2 separate regions of the Mus musculus genome follow, and region 2 is linked to region 1. Evidence: chromatin loops called from intact Hi-C (ENCODE). Cell type or tissue: left cerebral cortex. All regions are shown on one strand.

Region 1 (4,000 bases):
TAGTATTCAAGGTAGATTACTCGTCTATGTGGGGGCGGGAGGGAGATACACTCCATAAATGTTAGTTATTTGAGTGGGGCTCAGAATATAATGAGCAAGGTAAAGGCCTTCTGACTCTCTGTCATCTCTCCTGCTTCCTTTTCTCAAACCCCTAAGCAAGTCATAGAAACCAGAATGTTCCTTCCCGAAGGCAGATCACAGAAATTTAATCCACTATCTGGTTCCTACCTAGTTTTTTTTTTTTAACTTTATAACTTTGTTCCCCTCCAAGAAATCCATAAAGCATAAAAATTAATCTCTCTAGCCTTCTTGCCCTGGAAGTTGCCTGTAAGAAGATTCTCTGATCTAATTTGACTGATGTAGGGTCATAAAACCCTTGTCCCTGCCCCATGCCCAGAAAGAAGGAATGCTGTAAGCACGAGCCAAAAGGAATCTGGACAGACAGACTGTCCTGGGATCCCCACAGTCTTTTAACATTAGATCTGTCTTTGATCCAGTCACCGTTGCATTGGGGGGGGGGTGTCACACCTAAACATAGCCGTGATTGCTTACGCTAAGCCTTTGAGGTCTTCTTATGAAGTCTTCCATGCCACATAACACTATTATCAGGGCTGGAGAGAAGGCTTAACAGTTAAGAGAACTTGCTGCTTTTATTGAAGGCTCAAGTTTGGTTCCCAACATCCAAATGCAGTATTCACAACTGTCTATAACTCCAGTTCCTAGGGATGCAACAACCTCTTGGCTTCTGTAAGCACCTGCACTCACGTGCACAGACCTATATACACACTTTAAAGAAAAAAATTCTTTTGCACTGTGTGTGTGTGTGTGTGTTTTCTCTTTTGTTTTGAGATGGAAGTCTCACTATGCAGCCTTTCCTGGCCTAGAACTCAGTATGTAAATGAAACTGAACTTGAACTCATAGCAATCCACCCTCTGCCTCCCAAGTGCTGGGATTAAAAAGGCATGCATCACTATGTTCAGCTATTAAAAATAAATCCTTTTAAAAAAACCCTGTAATCAAATCTCTGCTTTTCTGTTGTCAGTCTGCCTAAGTAGGGCGTTAGCCCTGATCCCAGATGATGAGAAGGGGATCACACCCCCCATACACACTTCTACACAACTATCTGGACAAGTGTCTAGTGTAAAGGCCAGTAGGATAGAGTTGGACACTGCCCAGTGATGGTCACTTTCACCTCATAAGCCACATCTCAAGGCAGGATACAGGTTATCATCTGCTCTGCACCCTGAGGTCTGTCATAAGCCACATCTCAAGGCAGGATACAGGTTATCATCTGCTCTGCACCCTGAGGTCTGTCATAAGCCACATCTCAAGGCAGGATGCAGGTTATCATCTGCTTTACACCCTGAGGTCTGGCACCTGGTTATTCGTCTTTTTAAAGTCTATAACTTTTTGATGTATAGCCCCAAATACCTTGGCAGAGAACTGTCCTCTGCAAGAGCAATACATGCTCTCAAACACTGAGCTGTCTCCCTATCCTCTTTTGACAACTTTTAAAAAACATCTATTGTTTTGAGCATGTGTGTGTGTGTGTGTGTGTGTGTGTGTGTGTGTTGGGGAGGCACACATGCACCAGTGTCTCTGTGTGTGTGTCTGTCTGTCTGTCTGTCTCTCTCTTTCTCTCTGTGTGGTGTGTACAGCAGAAGGTGGCTTTCTCCTGGGTAATTTTGTAAAAGCAAAATCAGGCCAACAACCATGCCTCAGTGGATAAAGGTGCTCGCCTCTTAGCTTGCTGATCTAAGTTCCATCTGAGAGCTCTCTCTCTCTCTCTCTCTCTCTCTCTCTCTCTCTCTCTCTCTCTCTCTCTCTCTCTCTCTCTCCCCTTCCTTCCTTCTTCCCTCCTTTTTCTCCCTCTTCTCTCACCTCCACTACTACTTCTCCCTCACACACATCTCTGTACCTGTGGATCAGGTTGTAGCTCTTAGCTACTGCTCCGGCCCCATGCTCCTTGCCATGATAATAATGAACTAAACCTCTGAAGCTGTAAGCAGTCCTCCAATTAAATACTTTCTTTTATAAAAGTTGCCTTTGTGGCTGGTGAGATAGCTCAGTGATTAAGAACACTGGCTGCTCTTCCAGAGATCCTGGGTTCAATTCACGGCAACTGTATAATGGCTCACAACCATCTATAAAAAGATCTGATGTCATCTTCTGGCTTGTAGACATGTGGACATGCAGACAGAGCACTCCTACATTTAAAAAATTATATAATGGTCATGGCGTCTCTTCACAGCATTAGAACACTAAGACATTTCCCTGTGAGTTATTGGTCAGGAAGCCTTTCAGTGGCCTCCCAAGCAGTCTAGACTATTGCCTTTGATCTTGACTTTCTGCTGGAACGAGATAGGAAAACCCCATTATTGAAGACATTGCTCATTTCAGTTGCAGAAGATAGAGAAATCAAGCTGGAATTGATCCTTAATGACTACTTCTTTTTTTTTTAAAGATTTATTTATTATTATATGTAAGTACATTGTAGCTATCTTCAGACACACCAGAAGAGGGAGTCAGATCTTGTTACGGATGGTTGTGAGCCACCATGTGGTTGCTGGGATTTGAACTCTGGACCTTCGGAAGAGCAGTCAGGTGCTCTTACCCACTGAGCCATCTCACCAGCCCCTAATGACTACTTCTAATAGTGCTGGAAGATGCTATGCAGGCCTTTGAGGAAAAAAGGACATCAACAGTACTCCTGCAGGCAACCCTACATGCTACAGTACCAACCTGCCAGGCAAAATGGACGCCCTGATGCAAGAGTGGTGTGAAAGTTACGGGGTAACTAACTGTTTTGGATTGAATTCGAGGTCTGCTCCATACAAAGGAATTCAGAGCTGGTAGCTAAATCTGGTCAAACACCAATGGGTTGGAGACCACCCTAAGGAAGAAGTCTATTTATTGCTGTTTTGCTTCCACCCATAAATTAGTGCCATAGACTCTTTTCTCTGCAACAATCAGCAGTTGATGCATGACAGGTCAAAGTGCTCAAAGTGTTTACTGAGTACTCAGGACTAATTAGGACATTTATATCAGTATCCTCTCTCCAGGACTCAGAGAACGTCTCAGAGGGAGAAAGAATGTAAGAGCCGGAGGATGGGGAGGAGTGTGTTAGATGATGTCTTCAGGACATGATATAGACATTGTACCCATGAACTCACCGCAACTATAATTTCCTACACACAGCCAAAATTCTAACGGGCAACATTAACTGGACTCAGTGGGTTATTCAGCAACAAAAGAAGAAGAGGATATAAAAAGGGAAGGGGACAAGTTTGGGGTGCTGGGGAGACAGGAGGGAGGAGAAGGTATTCCTGTGATCTACATGCATTGTTTATGTATATGAAATTATCAAAGAGTAAATGGAAGGTTTTTTTTTTTTTAATGAAAGAAATGCAACAATAGGTTGGTTGGCTGCCCAGTGATTCAAGTTTGGCTGCTAGGTTCTGGTGATAACATTTATAAACCACTTGTCCATTAAGAGAGACTTCATCTCTCTTGTGGTCTAAATCTGGAACAGTTCCTGGCTTATGGACTGAGTGTTTGTCTCCAGCTTGTGGTACTACATTGAAGGCTGCTGCGGAGAGTTTAGGAAGTGGAGCCTGGATAGTGGAAATCAATCATGAGGGATGGGCCTTTGAAAGCTGTGCCAACCCCTGCTCCCAATCCCCTTCCACATCTTAGCCCGCCACCACGTGAAGAAGCTGCCACCACATATTCCTGCCACCCATGACCACTGTCCCCTTCTGCCATTCCTGCTATGATGTGACCCTCTCAAAATGGGACTAAAATAAACTTGTCCTCCCCTAGATTGTCACAGTAACAACAAAGATAACATCTCCTTTCTATCTATGACTATCCAGGCCCCTCAAAACCGTGACCTTTGAGTTCAGCATCACAGATCGGTTTCTTAGCAGTCAATTTGGCCACTGGACTTGCCATGTGGTCAGAGGAATTTATGGGTATAGTTTTGCAGGGCAGGCCTCT
Region 2 (4,000 bases), 64 kb after region 1:
CTCTTGATACTGAGTCCTAGGTAGCTCTTAACTAATCCCTTAAACTCCTGTAAGGGCAATATTATTCCTGATAGTTTAGCCACAGGAGAAATTCTTAGTTATACTAATGCTTTCTCTAAAGTCCAGTTTCTACACATAGAAGGCTAATTTGCTTTCCATTGCTGTGGTTAAAACATCATGACCCAAAACAGCTTGGGAAGGTAAGGGTTTATTTGACTCACATGTCAGAGTCCATCATCAAAGGATGTCAAAGACAAGCACTCAGAGGCAGGAGCTGAAGCAGAAACCCTGCAAGAGCATTGCTTATTGGCTTGCTGTTCATGCCTTTTGTCTCATATGTGTTTATTGCTGTGAACAGACACCATGACCAAGGCAACTCTTTTTTTTTTTTTTAAAGATTTATTTATTATATGTAAGTACACTGTAGCTGTCTTCAGGCGCACCAGAAGAGGGTGTTAGAGCTCATTATGGGTGGTTGTGAGCCACCATGTGGTTGCTGGAATTTGAACTCAGGACTTTTGGAAGAGCAGTCAGTGCTCTTACCGGCTGAGCCATCTCGCCAGCCCCCAAGGCAACTCTTATAAAGACAACATTTATTTGGGGCTGGCTTGCAGGTTCAGAGGTTCAGTCCACTATCATCAAGGCCAGAACATGGCAACAGTCAGGCAGGCATGGTTCAGGAAGACCTGAGAATTCTACATCTTTATCTGAAGGCTGCTAGCAGAATACAGGCAGATAGAGTGAGGGCCTTAAAGCCCACACCCATTCGAGGCCAGCCTGGTCTACAGAGTGAGTTCCAGGACAGCCAGGGATACGCAGAGCAACCCTGTCTCAAAAAAACCAAACCAAACCAAACCAAACCAAACAAAACAAAACAAAAAAAACAAAAAACAAGAAACAAAAAACAAAAAAAAAAAAAAAAAGAAAAGAGGAAAGAGAAGAAAAGAAAAGAAAAGAGCCCACACTCACAGACATACCTACTCCAACAAGGCCACCCACACCTAATTGTGCCACTCCCTGGGCCAAGTGTACACAAACCATCACACTTTACCCAGCTTCCTTTCTTATACCACCAACCAGAAACACCTGGTTAAGGGATAGAATTGCCTACAGTGGGTTGGGCCCTTCCACATTAATCATTTAATCAAGACAATGTGCCTGTAGACTTCCCTACAGGCCAATCTGATGGATGCATGCTCTCAGTTGAAGTTTCCTCTTCCTGGATGTCTCTAGCTCGTGTCTAGTTTGTAGTCTCTAGACAGAGACCATGAGGAAGGTGAAGAATTCCACTACTAAGTGTATGCTTTTACAAGAACAACTTTGTTACAAGATAAGAAGAAAGTCTATTAAGACAAAATCTGAGGGGACTATCCTGAGTTAGAAGAATTTTACTACTCTTGCAGTTGCAAAGAGAAGCTAATAACACATTGTAAAATAAAAGCTAATTTGAGATGTCATGAGATACAGTAAAGATAAAGAAAATAGTTGTTGGTGGTGGTACTTGCCTTTAATCCCAACACTTGGGAGGCAGAGGCAGGCAGATATTTGAGTTTGAGGCTATTAGTCTACAGAGAGAGTTCTAGGACAGCCAGGGCTGTCTTGAAACACTCCCACTGTCTCTCCCCTCCCCCGCCAAAAAAATATAGGAAAAATATTATAGAGGGCAAGGAAAATATGTTTAATTTCAAGAAAAGTCCTTTCCAGAACCCTAAGGAGAGGATTACAATTCCCTAGTGGAATGGGTTTGGGATTCTTCATCCTCAAAGCAGATCCTTAGTGCACTCCAATTTCTTTTTAATATCTTTTGTTAGTATCTCCTAACAAAGTTGTCCTATTAAAGCATCAGTGGCTTCCTAAGACCAGAAACCAACAGCGTCTTTTGAGACTGTGCCGTCTACCCTTTCTGTAGTAGGTTTTTTTTAAAGATTAATCTATTTATTATATGTAAGTTTAGTGTAGCTGTTTTCAGACACACCAGAAGAGGGCATCAGATCTCATTATGGATGGTTGTAAGCTATGTGTTTGCTGGGATTTGAACTCAGGACCTTCAGAAGAGCAGTCAGTGCTCCTTGACAGAATCTCCAATACCCACCCCCAAATCAAACCCCCAAACTTGCAAACACCAGTGTCCTCTTGGTTTTCTTTGTACTTTGGTCACTGAACTTTCAAGCCTTCTGCCACACTTGGGCCCAATGCTGCTAGCATCCCTATCTCTAGTAAACATTCCTCAGGATGACTGGGTATCTTTGTCTGCATGCCCTGCAGGGATCTCAACCTTTGGATGTAGGCAGTTTATCTTTGACTCCACCTCATCCACAGCCTCCTGGGCCAGAAACCTGGGTGCCATTCTTACCTTCTCCCCCGCCTCCAAGATCAAGGTCAGTTATATTCTCTTAATTATACTTCAGAAATATTTCTGTCTTCAAGCCTCTTGTCCCTGGTCCCCAGTTATAGCCTTTGCCTACACTTTCATCGGTATTGATACCAGCAGTAGCTTACTACTTCTCTATGACCTCTAGCTTCTGCCATCTTCGTTCTACCTTTAGAACAGAGACCATCAGACCTAAAGATCCCTTTTTTCAGTAAAGGTGTGCACCACCACTAGGCTTTGCTTCTGTTTTTATAGTGCTGGGGATTAATGTAGGGTCTTTAGCATTAGAACAAGTGCTCAACCGCTGAGCTACACACTCCCAGGCCCCATTTTATGTAGCTGTGGTCAGGCCTGTATAAAGTGAAACCGCTAACAAAGAGAACCTTCGAAGCTATTCTGACATCAATGAAATTTGGTACCTAGTTTAAAACTAATGAAAACACCAGAACTCTCTAGCTGGGCAAAGATCCTTACTGATGATAACTCCTTGGTTTATCCAGATAGCTACTCACCATCTACTTTGGCAATGGTCTAAAAAGAAAAGAAAATTGCAATCTGAATAAGGGACTCTGATGAAGCACTAGGGGAAAAGACATGGGCAGAATTCAAGCATACTTTGTTGAAGCATCTAAAAGTGAAGAACTGACTGAAAACTAAGAAGAGTGTGTGTTTTGGCATTATTGAGGAAGGCCTGTTCCCATTGGTCAGAACCTGCACTTGTCTCAAAATAAGAGACGCGTGAGAACGTAGTGTCCTTTTATTTTGAGACGGGGTCTCTAAATAATCCTGGAAACTCACTCTGCAGACCATATTGGCCTCGCATTTACAGAGATTCTCCCGCTTCTCTGCGGAGTGCTGGGATTAAACGGATTAACCGCCTCCAAGCGATGATCCTATCTTGAACCATCGGAGGTTTGGAGTGCAGCATACGAAACGCGGAATTCCGGCTTCCAAAATTATCCCACGCTTCTCGACAGCTTCCCCGCGAGCTGTGACAGTGAGTTTAACGCGGTCTTTGAGTCATCAAGAATGTGTGTGATAAATACATTATTTTAACCCTCTCTCATCACTGCCTGTAGGATTTTTTTTTTTAAATAGGGAACACTAAATTCCTCGTGTTAGTGGCATCTCCTGCGCACTCTGGAGCGAAGCCCCCCTGCTTTTTCCCAGGCTGGGAAGATGCGCACAGGGGGTGCAGAAGCTTAGGGTCAGAGTAAGCGCTGAGCCAGGAGAGGGGGCGGGCACTTAGACCGCGTGCTGCAGAGTCCTCCGCCGTCCCAGCATTCCCTGCGTCCGGACCATCGAGCGCGGCTTCCGGCGTCGCTGGTGGAGGTGGGTGAAGAAGGAGCGGGCCCTCGCCGCTCGTTCTCGCTCCCTCTCTCTCTCTCTCTCTCCCTCTCTCTTTCTCGGGCAACATGGCGGGCGTGGAGCAGGCAGCGTCCTTCGGGGGCCACCTGAATGGCGACCTGGATCCAGACGACAGGGAAGAGGGAACCTCCAGCACGGCCGAGGAAGCCGCCAAGAAGAAAAGACGGAAGAAGAAGAAGGGCAAAGGGGCTGTGTCAGGTAAAGGAGTCGTGCTTTCGCCGTCCCTGCCCGGCATGGCCGAATGACTTGGCTCAGGCCCGC

Evidence for each region. Hi-C counts contacts between places; a loop is a spot of excess contacts. Peaks named below come from ENCODE experiments on the same cell type or tissue, not always from the same donor. Only the 100,000 strongest peaks of a DNase experiment are listed, where the experiment ranks them.
Region 2: a loop joins it to region 1, with 7 times the contacts of the local background. A loop is called at or near these places in 1 of 42 quality-filtered maps.

What each region holds. Positions count from the first base shown.
Region 1 is chr10:93,953,796-93,957,795 of GRCm38, reverse strand. No RefSeq gene overlaps it. Among named protein-coding and RNA genes, the nearest start is that of Mir331, 8.1 kb to the left of the region's middle. In left cerebral cortex, no CTCF peak of the experiment used is centred here; a DNase peak (open chromatin) is centred at 2,161.
Region 2 is chr10:93,889,475-93,893,474 of GRCm38, reverse strand. It overlaps Metap2 (methionine aminopeptidase 2), which reads left to right and starts at 2,273. Exons shown (of 12, transcript NM_019648.3): 1 at 2,273-2,378; 2 at 3,201-3,937. The coding sequence starts at 3,787. In left cerebral cortex, a CTCF peak has its summit at 2,000 (motif pointing right); DNase peaks (open chromatin) are centred at 3,356 and 3,646; H3K4me3 peaks cover 1,081 bases; H3K27ac peaks cover 974 bases.